Regions from separate parts of the Homo sapiens genome. Here regions 2 and 3 are each linked to region 1. A link is an interaction called in ENCODE POLR2A ChIA-PET data of the cell type or tissue named here. Cell type or tissue: K562. All regions are shown on one strand.

Region 1 (4,000 bases):
GGGTAATCATCTCACCTATGATAGCTTTGTTCCCCAGCTAGACTAAAAGCATGCAGGTGGGGCCATCTCATCTGCTTTTGTGTTGAGTACAGATGTATACATTACTGCATACGCTGTAGTGCAGGCTCAGTGTGGATCTGTGCGGGCACATCATTACTTTGAATACCAACAGCTTTTACTCTAGCATGAGTCCTGTGATCAGTAACTTACAGCTCTACCTGGGCAGCAGGTATGATTATTATTTCCTTTTTCAACAGGAAGTCATTGATACATACAGAGGCCAAAGAACTAGAACGAGGTTACCAGCAAGTAGCAAAACCAGAATTCAAACCAGGTCACTCTGACTGGAGGCCCCAGCTCTTAACCTCTCAGAAGTACACTGCCTTTTCTAGAGTGTAGAGTTGGAAGGAACTCCAGAGATCGCTTGATTCAGTCCTTATTTTTAGATGTGGAAATGGAAAATTAAATGGCTTGCCCAAGGTCACAGAGCCACTAGCTGAGAAGCTAACTTGGCCTCCTGATGCTTCCTTCGTGCCCCCACTGCAGACCCACGCCTGCTCCATGAGCATCCAATAACTCTTCCATAAAGATTTATCAAAAATTCGAGGATGGAGCATCAGTCTCGACAGAATTTATTTTCAGGTGCTGCAAGGCAAGACTCTACATGGGCTTGGGATTGTTCCTACACAAAGACAAGCTGGCCAAGTTGAATGATTCAGGAGTTGCTTTAAATCACCAGATACATGAAGCAAGTAGGTGGCGGCATTTTTCTAAACAGGGACAAGTTACACATTTCAACTACGGCATGGAAAAGAGTGTCCTTCCCTAAGCTTAGAGCAAAAACGTTCATGCAAAAGTGAAACCATGGACACTATTAGTGCTCAGACACAAAGCTGACAGAAGCAGAAATGAACATGTTCTTAACAGTGTATGTGTATGCTGCTTTGACGAGAGAGGAACACACCGCCTTAAGACTCCTGGGAGCATACGTTTTGAAGGGTCAGAAAGAATTCAGCTTTGAAAAGTAGAATTAACAGCCACTTTGGTCCAAGTTTTTCACAACAAAGCACTACAAAGTGGGAATTAGCTCTGCTTACCTTTTTTTTTTTTTTTTTTTTTTTAAGGAAAAAAGCTTAACTCCTAAAAGTTATTTCCCATATCAGAGACTAGAAGTTTGTTTGTTTGTTTTTAATATATTGGAAAGCCCTCAGCATTTAAAGGAAGTTCTATTTGTTTAAAGATAGGTACAAAGAAATTCAGTTATAGATTTAAGTGATTTGGTTTATTTCCATTAACAAGTCCTTGTTTTCATCTATACAAATAGATTAATTAAATGTGTGTGTGTGTATGTAAGTTTTAAAAAGCAGCTTTATTGAGATATGATTCCCATATCATACAATTTACCCACAGAAAGTATACAGTTTAATGGTTCATGGTACATTCACAGAGTTGTGTGGTCATCACCATGGTCAATTTTAGAACAGTCTCATCATCTTAAAAAGAAACCCCATACCTTTCAGCTGTCACTCCCTTATCACCTCAACCCTAAGCAACCACTAATCTACTTTCTGTTTCTATAGATTTGCCTATTTCATGTAAATGGAATTATATAATATTGTGGTCTTTTGTGTCTGACAAGCTCTTATCTATATAATAATTTAGGAAAATACAGTTGTCAGGAGAGAAAATGAAGAAATGTTTTTTTCTGGGCACTCGGTGAGTCACACTTTATCTCTAGCTGACCAGTTTGTGTCTTACTAGCCAGGCAGCCCTTGCCGTATCCAGCACTCTGGACTCATGAGCTGTGTGGCAGCCCCAAGACTGTAGACATGACTCTCACCAGGAGGCAAGTAGGCTGGGGTTGCAGGGTGGATTTTGGACTGCAAGAATAAAAGGTAAGGTGGTCTTCAGGAAATGGTACAATTTCCATGCTGGAAAGCAATGTTTGCCTGTAAAGCTCCTGTTTATGAGACAGTAGTCATTTTATTCACTTATTCTTTCTCTGGCTTTCTCTTTATCATCATGTCAATTCCAGCTGCTCATCACTGGAGAAAAAGACACAATCATACTGATGGGCTCTGGGTAGACACATGGCCATGAACTCAGGTGCGCACTAAATGCTCTCAGGCACTCACAGTTCTTCCCCAGGTCACTGACTCTTCCATTCTCCTAGACAACTGTATCAAACTTCTCCTGTCTCCCCAGATCTCCAACAACTTCCCTCCAGTCTTCACTCTCAGCTATGTCCTGTCTTCCTATTTAACTGAGAACACAGAAGCAACTGGAAGATAATTCCCTACAATTCTTAGGACCACATCTACTCTCGGACCAGGATCTATACCTACGTATTCTATTACCACAGATCAGACTTTACATCAAAATCACCCAGACGGTTTGTTAAAACAGGTTGCTGGCCCCAACCCCAGAGTTTCTGAATCAGTAGGCCTGGGAAGGGCCTGAAAATTAGCATTTCTAATAATTCCCAAGTGATGCCGATGCTGCTGGTCTGGGCCCACACCTGGTCCTATCTAAGCTCAATCTCTCTTCTTGGGAATGCGACCCCAAGCCCTCCCACTTAGAGACATGTTGCAGAAATTCTCTCCTTTACCTCTTGCCTCATTACTTGGCCCTTCTTTACTTGGCCATCCTGTCAACTAGCAAACATGTTATTTCCTGAATCTTCAAAAATACATCTCTCGGCCAGGCGCAGTGGCTCACGCCTGTAATCTCAGTACTTTGGGAGGCCGAGGCGGGCAGATCACGAGGGCAAGAGATCGAGACCATTCTGGCCAACATGGTGAAACCCCGTCTACTAAAAATACAAAAATTAGCTGGGCGTGGTGGCACGCACCTGTAATCCCAGCTACTCAAGAGGCTGAGGCAGGAGAATCACTTGAACCCAGGAGATGGAGGTTGCAGTGAGCGGAGATCGTGCCACTGCACTCCAGCCTGACAACAGAGCGCGATTCTGTCTCAAAAAAAAAAAAAAAAAAAAACCAAAAAAAACTCTCTAGATCCCACTATACTCTTCAGCTTCCACTCCATTTCCCTGCTCCCCTTTAGAGCAAAGGAGTTGTCCTTACTCCCTGATTCCAATTTCTTTCCTGCCTTTTTCTCTGAAAGTTTCTCCAATCAGACTTAGTTCTCTCCCCACTCTTCAAAACTGTCTGAGTTAAGCCAACCCATGAGGCTCATATTGCCAAATCCTATGCAATTCTTGGAACTCATTTTATTAGACCTATCAGCAACACTTGATACAGCTAGCTTCTCACTACCTCTTCAAATCTTCCTCCATTTACCCTCCAGGATGAGACACTTTGCTGATTTTTCTCACTGAACAATCCTTTTCAGACTTTTCTGGTTCTTTTCCATCCAGCCTTTACAAGCTACAAGACTTACGCCTGGGATACCTTTTATTCTTCAGTTCTCTATCTGTACTTACTCCCTTGGTGATCTCATTCTGTCTCAATGGCTTTAAATATTATTCATAAGGTTACATTTCCCAAATATGTGTCTCTATAGACCCCAGACCTCTCCTTGAACTCTAGACTTGTATATCTAATTGTCTACTTTAATAAACTTGATATGTCCAAACTAGATTACAGAGCTTCCCCAGGCCTCCCTTAAAAGTCAAACAAACAAACTTGTTCCATCCTCTGTCTTCCTTAATCACTATAAATGATGATTCTAAATAATTCAGAATCAAAACATTCTTTCTACCTCCATCATTACTGTTATCATCTCTCACCTGGATTTTTATAATAACCTGGTCTTTCTGCTTTCATCTTTGTCCCCCAACATTTTATTCTCAACATAGCAGCCAGAGGTAGTCTTTTTAAAACATAAATTATGTCCCATGACTCCACAGGGCAAATTATATGTCAGTTCATTTGATCCCTGGGTGCCAAACCCTGCAATGGTTTTCCTATCACACTTGGGGTAAAAACCAAGTTCCCCACTCCCTCTGATTGTGTCTTCAGCTGTTGTTCCTCACTCACTC
Region 2 (4,000 bases), 270 kb after region 1:
AGCCTTGTGGCCTTACCTCCCCGTGAGAAAGCCTGGGGTATACAACCTAACTGTATGACAAGGAAGAGAAGGGAACGGAGCCTCAGTGCACAGCCAGCAGCCTGAGCCACATCATCTTGGTGTCCCAAATGCTGTAGTCACAATAGCAAATATTTATTAGTGCTTATTATGTGCTAAAGACTTCACATACATTTTTTCCCCACTTAATCCTCACAGCAACCCTATAAAGTAAGAAATATCACTCCCATTTTACAGATGGTAAAACAGAAGTTTGGCAAGGTTAAAAAAAACTTGCACAAAGCTGAACAGCAAATGGAGAGTCAGAACTCATACTTAAAATGCTCTTTGTCTGAGGGGTCAGAATTCTTTTCTAAGCTAGAGAATTGGCCTGGACAGGGAAGCAGAGACAATACCTCACAAGTATCTTTCCCTCTTTTGCAAAGAACCAAAGAACTGTTATTTCTTCCTCCTTTGCCAAACCTCCCTTTGGAGATGCTGAGAGGAGAGAGGCTGAAAGAATTGGAGGAGGGAGGTGATTAAATCACCTTAAATCTGTTTTAAAAATCTCCATTTTCAAAAGCTTTCTGTATTTAACAATGCTTGACTGTGAGAGACACTAGCCCCTTTTTGGGGCCAGCAGAGTAACAGAACGCAACTTCTAACAGACTGGCCGGCATGCTAAGGTAGCAATTGTATTTAAATTTCAGTATCAGTAACTCTAGCTGGAACCACCTAAAGCAAAAGGAAGGAAGGGGTATCAGGGCACATTTTCACTCCTTCAATTGCTCTGGGGGCTAGAAATGGAAAGTTTTATGTGACAGAGTTTATTTTTGCAACTTGCAATTTTCCTCTCCTTTGAAAATTAAGGTGGCCTGAAAGAGTTTTATATGTGGGCCAATACAGCAGCACATTTATGAAGTGAAAAAGTAAAGGTTTCGTGGTATCATAAGCTCACCCACACTATACATAAATTTATTACTTAAAATGCTCCAGATTTAAGTTTTATTATGGAGATAGTGTGTTATAAGCAAACTAACTTTGGATTTTGGAGTTTTTGAAAGTAAATAGCAGCTCATGGTGCTCATGTAATTTGTTTATTTTTATAGCAATGTTATGTCCTGAAAATAAACAAACAAAAATTAGAGTCTGAAAAGCTTCAAGGTTTGTATGTACCTGAACACAGAAAGTCAGAAAACATTCACTTTTAATTAAGCCAACATTTTAAAATTTAGAAATTCTTTTAAACAAAGTCAAAATTTGGATGATCATTTTTAATGCTTAATTATACATATACATATATATATGTATATGTATATGTATATCCATAAGCTATGAAAGTTAGTTAACAAAGGCATAGAAATAGGATGAAAAGTGTTCTTTGAAGGCGATTTTCTAAACTTCCTCACGGAGTTCTGTTTATCCTGACCTGGCAAGGCTGCTGTATTTCAATTCAGGGCTCTTTTGCATACAGAAGTACAGACTTGCTGAGCTGAGCCAAATCTGTCTATCCAATTACTGGGTAAGAGAGCTGACTGTAGCTTTAGGCAAAACCTGTAATCTGTAAAACTCTATAGTATCAGTGACAGCCTAATCACAGGGAAGAACCAATAGAGTGTATATGTTACTTGAGTGTTACACAGATGCATAGTTCTCTCTACAAATAACCCAATTCAAATCTAACACCAAAGAGCAATGAAATATACAGAGCCTTGAAAAGAAATATCATTTGCTATCTCTACAGTAATTTTTGGATAGAATGGTTTTCAAAGGGAAATAAATTCTCTCAATGTATTGCAGATCACTTAGCTGAGTACTAGTTTGAATGCTTTTATTACGTTCAATAAAAATCTGGTTTAGCAACTGTTGCTCTCAACATCTAGCTATTTTAGTGACTTTATAACATTTGGTAAAATTATATTTTGCTAGAATTTACATTGTTTATAAGGAGAATGAATTCAAGGGTAATGTTTGATTATATTTTATCACACAAAATCCAATAATGATTTAAATTTAAGATGAAAAGTTAATCTCTATAAAAACATAACATTCAGTGAAAGCAGCAAGATACAAAACATGTACACACTGTATATGACATACAATTAAAAGGCAGGCAAAAATTTATTTATCTAGCATGTTAGAGGTCAGGAGAAGGAATATCTCTAGGGAGGAAGACAGGCAGAGTGGTTGGGGGAAGTAAATAAGTGGGCTTTTAGGGTGATGATAATGTTCGATTTCTTAACCTAGGTCCTGGTTATACTGGTGTGTTCATTTGTGATAATTCACTGAGCTGTAAGCTTAAGATTTGTATATTTTTCCATATGTGTGTAATAAGCTAATTTAAAAAGTTAAAAAAAGTTCATCTCTACAATGTAATGTTAATGTTTTAAGAAAGAAAGGATGATAATTATGAGCATTGATTGGGTATTTTTGAACCAAATATTAGTCTTGTAGTCACAAAAGAGCTAGTCAAACTTTTTTTTTAAATTCAGATTTCTTCCCATTTTAGTTTATAAAAATAACTCAATTTCTATGGAAAAAGTGAAATAGATTTAATCTGTATGGCTTACAATAGGAAAGTGAATTCTTTTTTTCATGCATGGAAATATGGGCAAGAATGAAATCAGGGCAGGGTATACTTAAGAAGATATTTTAATTCATGATATCAGTATATCTTATAAGAAACCGAAAACCCCTGTAAGCGAGATTTTGCTAGGCCCAGCGTTTTTAGTGGTAATGAAGTTTCATGGCCATTATCGTGATCATCTGGTAATCAATACCTGGGATATCTACTCCAGTGGAAATAAAAACCCTGGTAAAATGTTTCCATTTATAGTTTTTTAAAATAGAGGAGGGAGCAGATAATAGATGACTTAGTAAATGTATGTTAAAATGGTTAAGCAGCTAAACAATTTTTTAATAAATTATGGCTTAAGTTTGATTTAGTTTTTTATTTGTTTTAATTTCTTTTAAAATAACAGCAAGAAATTTCATGTGAATTTAGCCTCATTTATAATGGCAAGCCAAGTAACTTAATGCTTTTATCCATCCCCCAGCATTTATTGAGGGCTTCTATTTGCCAAGCCACTGAGAAACAACGGTGCAGGAAACACATCCTTCACGAGCTTACAGTTTAAGAGGAAGAGTTAATCTGTCTCCCTCTCTCTCTTTGTCTCTGTCTGTCTGTCTGTCTGTCTGTCTCTCTCTCTCTCTACACACACACACACACACACACACACACACACACACACAAGCATTTACTATGTGTCAATATCTGTTCTAGGTTCTGAGGAGCTTCAGAAAGATAGAAGAACATTAAAACATTCTCGTCTTTTTAGGAGTTACATTCTGCTAGGAGAAGACGAACAATGAACACGGTATTTGAAGAATTCTTCAAATATATATTTATAATTTTTACATAAATATAGATATATAAATGTAGTTACATGTGTTTAAAGTGTGCTTCTGGTAAATAGGATGTAGCTGGATCTTGCTTTTTTGCCTGGTCTGACAATCTCTGCCTTTTGATTGGAGTGTTTAGTCCCACTGTGTTTTCTGGTGCACATGTCTTACAAACCAGGACACTCCCCTACATACTCACAATATCACCATTGAAATCGGGAAATTAACATTGATTTATTACTGCTACCCAGTCTTCAAACCTCAGTCAAATTTTGTCAGTTGTCTCAATAATCTCCTTTATATAAAGAAAAGGGCCCATCTTAGTATCCCTTTCAGTTCTTCAGTCTTTACTTGATTTCCACAACCTTGATGCTTTTGAAGATTAGAAGTAGTAATTTCATAGAATTGTTCAATTTTTTCCTAACTTGTTTTCTGAACTCATATGGTTAAGATTACACATCTTTGGCAAGAATATCCCAGAGGTGATGTTGTGTCCTTCTTGTTGTAGACATCAGGTGGCACACAAGTTCAATTTGACCTATTACTGATGATGTTCACATTGACCACTTGATTAAGGTGGTGTCTGTCAGGCTTCTCAACT
Region 3 (4,000 bases), 340 kb before region 1:
ACTCTTGTCTGGTGGTGAACTAGAGTTGAGAATTAAAATTCTTTCTGACTTGCTGCTATAGGCAATGTGGGAGATTGACCTTGGGCCTTTTTTCCTATTCTAGGAGCGAGCTGGACGCCACTGTGGGGCTCTGAGAGTCCTGAATTCTTACTGGGTTGGTGAAGATTCCACATACAAATTTTTTGAGGTTATCCTCATTGATCCATTCCATAAAGCTATCAGAAGAAATCCTGACACCCAGTGGATCACCAAACCAGTCCACAAGCACAGGGAGATGCGTGGGCTGACATCTGCAGGCCGAAAGAGCCGTGGCCTTGGAAAGGGCCACAAGTTCCACCACACTATTGGTGGCTCTCGCCGGGCAGCTTGGAGAAGGCGCAATACTCTCCAGCTCCACCGTTACCGCTAATATAAGTAAAGTTTGTAAAATTCATACTTAATAAACAATTTAGGACAGTCATGTCTGCTTACAGGTGTTATTTGTCTGTTAAAACTAGTCTGCAGATGTTTCTTGAATGCTTTGTCAAATTAAGAAAGTTAAAGTGCAATAATGTTTGAAGACAATAAGTGGTGGTGTATCTTGTTTCTAATAAGATAAACTTTTTTGTCTTTGCTTTATCTTATTAGGGAGTTGTATGTCAGTGTATAAAACATACTGTGTGGTATAACAGGCTTAATAAATTCTTTAAAAGGAGAGAACTGAAACTAGCCCTGTAGATTTGTCTGGTGCATGTGATGAAACCTGCAGCTTTATCGGAGTGATGGCAATGCTCTGCTGGTTTATTTTCAAGTGGCTGCGTTTTTTTTAGTTTGGCAGGTGTAGACTTTTTAAGTTGGGCTTTAGAAAATCTGGGTTAGCCTGAAGAAAATTGCCTCAGCCTCCACAGTACCATTTTAAATTCACATAAAAGGTGAAAGCTCCTGGTTCAGTGCCATGGCTTCATGGCATTCAGTGATTAGTGGTAATGGTAAACACTGGTGTGTTTTGAAGTTGAATGTGCGATAAAATTATTAGCCTTAAGATTGGTAAGCTAGCAATGAATGCTAGGGTGGGAAGCTGGTGAGCCAGTGGCCATTAGATAAATACCTTTCAAGTGTGAGCTTAGACGTCAACCCTAAAATACTTAACCGTAATGCTAATTGTGATCATTATGAATCCCTTCAGTCACATTAGGGGGAAAGTAGTTGGCTATAAGTACGTCATTCTTAGTCCAGTCAGTCTTAAAAACATCTTGGGTTACCCACTCTGTCCACTCCCATAGGCTACAGAAAAAGTCACAAGCGCATGGTTTCCAACCATATGTGTTTTCTGCAGTTATTTCTCTTGTTCTGGCCAAACAACCCTAAAAATCCTTACCATTCCACAAAGTTGGACCATCACTTGTGCACCCACTTTGACTATGAGTATACCACCACATTGCATTTCTGTTTGCACCATGTCTTCCAGGAGACTAGACTACTGTTGTCCAGGGTCAATTTGAGTGTAAAGAAAATGTAGACAAGGAATTGCCCAATTTTAAATTCTGACTTTGCTGACTTAATTTAAATGCTCGTTCTGAACCAATTTTCTCCTATCTTCTCTAGGGGTTTCAAAAGACTCAGTTAATTGATTTCCAGGAAGTACTCATAGCAAGTTCATAAAAGTTCTTGAGACCTAAATTTCTTCACAAAAAAAGAAAAGATCTTAAGTCATACATTTTAATTGTGTAGAGGTTGTTCAACTGAAGGAATAAATGTCTATTAAACTAAAACAAATGGACCTTCTGTTATTTTTTGTCATCTTACAGTGCTAATGTACTTTAAAGCAAACCAAATGCCCTAACCAGCAAAAAGGCATCAAAATGTGATTATAGAAATAATATAATTTGAGATAGCATAAAATGTACTTATTCTCTCAGTTCTTTGATCATTGCATGAATTAGGTTTTTATCTAAAACTGTTCAGCTGGGTGTGGTGGCTCAGGCCTGTAATCCTGGCACTTTGGGAGACAAGCTGGAGGATTTGTTGAGGCCAGCCTGGGCAGCATAGTGAGACCTAAAAACAAAAAAAATCCTTAAACATGACTAATTTGGGAAGGAGAGAAAGGGTTCGGGCCAAAGGTCAGCATTGTCTCTACAAGAAAACCTTGTTCCTGTCCTTGCTACCCAACAGTTTTATCTCCACACAGTAGTCCAAGGGATCCTATTAAATTGATCATGGCACTCCCGTGCAAAAAAATCAAAAGTCCTCATGATAGCTTTCATGATCTTCCCACTTTATGTGTGACCTCATGTCCTACTGCAGTCCACACCCCAGGCTCCTTGCTGTTTGTTCTTCAAATACACCAAACACTTCCTAATGCCTTTATGATGGGAAAGCTTTACTCCAATATTAAGGGTCACTTTATTAGCTATACCCTGACCGCCCCACAAGCTGTTCCCATTTGCTTTACTATTTCTATATTGGCATGTAATTCACACAGCAACATTGATTATTGAGTTTTTTTTTTTTTTTTTTTTTTTCCAGATGGAGTCTCACTCTCACTCAGGTGGGAGTGCAGTGGGGCAATCACGGCTCACTGCAACCTCTGTCTCCCGGGTTTGAGCAATTCTTCTGCCTCGGCCTCCCAAATAGCCAGGACTACAGGCGCACACTGCCATGCCCAGCTAAGTTTTGTATTTTTAGTAGAGACTGGGTTTCACTATGTTGGCCAGGCTGGTCTCGAACTCCTGACCTCAAGTGATCCACCTGCCTTGGCCTCCCAAAGTGCTGGGATTACAGGCGTGAGCCACCACCCCCAGCCCAATTTTTATTTTTTGTACAGACAGGATCTCACTATGTTGCCCAGGTTGGTCTCAAACTACTGGCCTCAAGCAATCCTGCCTTGGCCTCCCAAAGTGCTGGAATTATAGGAATGAGCCACCACACCGGGCCCAAATTTACTTTAGTAATAACAACAATTGGCTGGGTGCGGTGGCTCACGCCTGCAATCCCAACACTTTCGGTAACCAAGGTGGGCTTGAGCTCATGAGTTAGAGAGCAGCCTGAGCAACGTGGTGAGAGCCCATCTCACAAAAAATAACAAATCAGCTGGGCATGGTGTTGCACGCCTGTAGTCTCCGAAATCACACCACTGCACTCCCATCTTGGGTGATAGAGCCAGAACTTGTCTCAAAAATAACAATTGGTTTCTTACAATCCCAAAAGGTGCAGTTACTAGTATTAATCCTTTTTTGCCAATGAGGAAACACAAAGATGAAGCAACTTGCTCAAAGTCATACAGTGACAGTCTGAATTCAAATCCTATACACTTAAAGTTTATTTGTTTTGTTTTGGTTTTTTTTGAGATGGAGTCTCACTGTGTCGCAAGGCTGGAGTGCAGTGGCACGATCTCAGCTCACTGCAACCCGGGTTCAAGCGATTCTCCTGCCTCAGCCTCCCGAGTAGCTGGGACTACAGGCACGCACCACCACACCCAGCTAATTTTTGTATTTTTAGTAGAGACGGTTTCACCATGTTGGCCAGGATGGTCTCGAGCTCCTGACCTCAGGTGATCCTCCCGCCTTGGCCTCCCAAAGTGCCGGGATTACAGGTGTCAGCCACTGCACGTGGCCAACTTAAAGTTTTTGATAGATAATACATTAACGTTAAAAATTCAAAAGATAAGTATAGGCTCTACAGTACAAACCCTTCTGCCTCCTAGTTCCTCTCCCTGGAGGCAAGGTGATCAGTTTAACAATATTTTTTTATTTTGAGACAGGGTCTCACTGTTGCCCAGGCTGGAGTGTAGTGGCGCGTTCACAACTTACTGTAGCCTCAACCTCCTGGCTCAAGCAATCCTCCCACCTCAGCCTGTCGAGTAGCTGGAACCACAGGTGCACACCACCATGCCAGGCTAATTTTTGTATTTTTTGTAGAGACAGGGTTTCACCATGTTGTTCAGGCTGGTCTCAAAGTCCTGGGCTCAAGCAATCTTCCTGTCTCTGCTTCCCAAAGTGCTGGGATTACAGATGTGGGCCAC

What was found. Peaks named below come from ENCODE experiments on the same cell type or tissue, not always from the same donor. Only the 100,000 strongest peaks of a DNase experiment are listed, where the experiment ranks them.
Region 2: POLR2A ChIA-PET joins it to region 1 with 8 read pairs; 4 of 35 experiments call an interaction of 5 or more read pairs at or near these places.
Region 3: POLR2A ChIA-PET joins it to region 1 with 7 read pairs; 2 of 35 experiments call an interaction of 5 or more read pairs at or near these places.

What each region holds. Positions count from the first base shown.
Region 1 is chr3:24,258,523-24,262,522 of GRCh38, forward strand. All of the region lies in intron 3 of THRB (thyroid hormone receptor beta), which reads right to left. Among named protein-coding and RNA genes, the nearest start is that of THRB-AS2, 110 kb to the left of the region's middle. In K562, no CTCF peak of the experiment used is centred here; a DNase peak (open chromatin) is centred at 1,769.
Region 2 is chr3:24,525,486-24,529,485 of GRCh38, forward strand. No RefSeq gene overlaps it. Among named protein-coding and RNA genes, the nearest start is that of THRB, 33 kb to the left of the region's middle. In K562, no CTCF peak of the experiment used is centred here; no DNase peak of the experiment used is centred here.
Region 3 is chr3:23,919,093-23,923,092 of GRCh38, forward strand. RPL15 (ribosomal protein L15) reads left to right here. Exons shown (of 4, transcript NM_002948.5): 4 at 104-1,897. The coding sequence ends at 409. It also overlaps a transcript of NKIRAS1 not described here. Among named protein-coding and RNA genes, the nearest start is that of RPL15, 4.0 kb to the left of the region's middle. In K562, no CTCF peak of the experiment used is centred here; no DNase peak of the experiment used is centred here; H3K4me3 peaks cover 635 bases.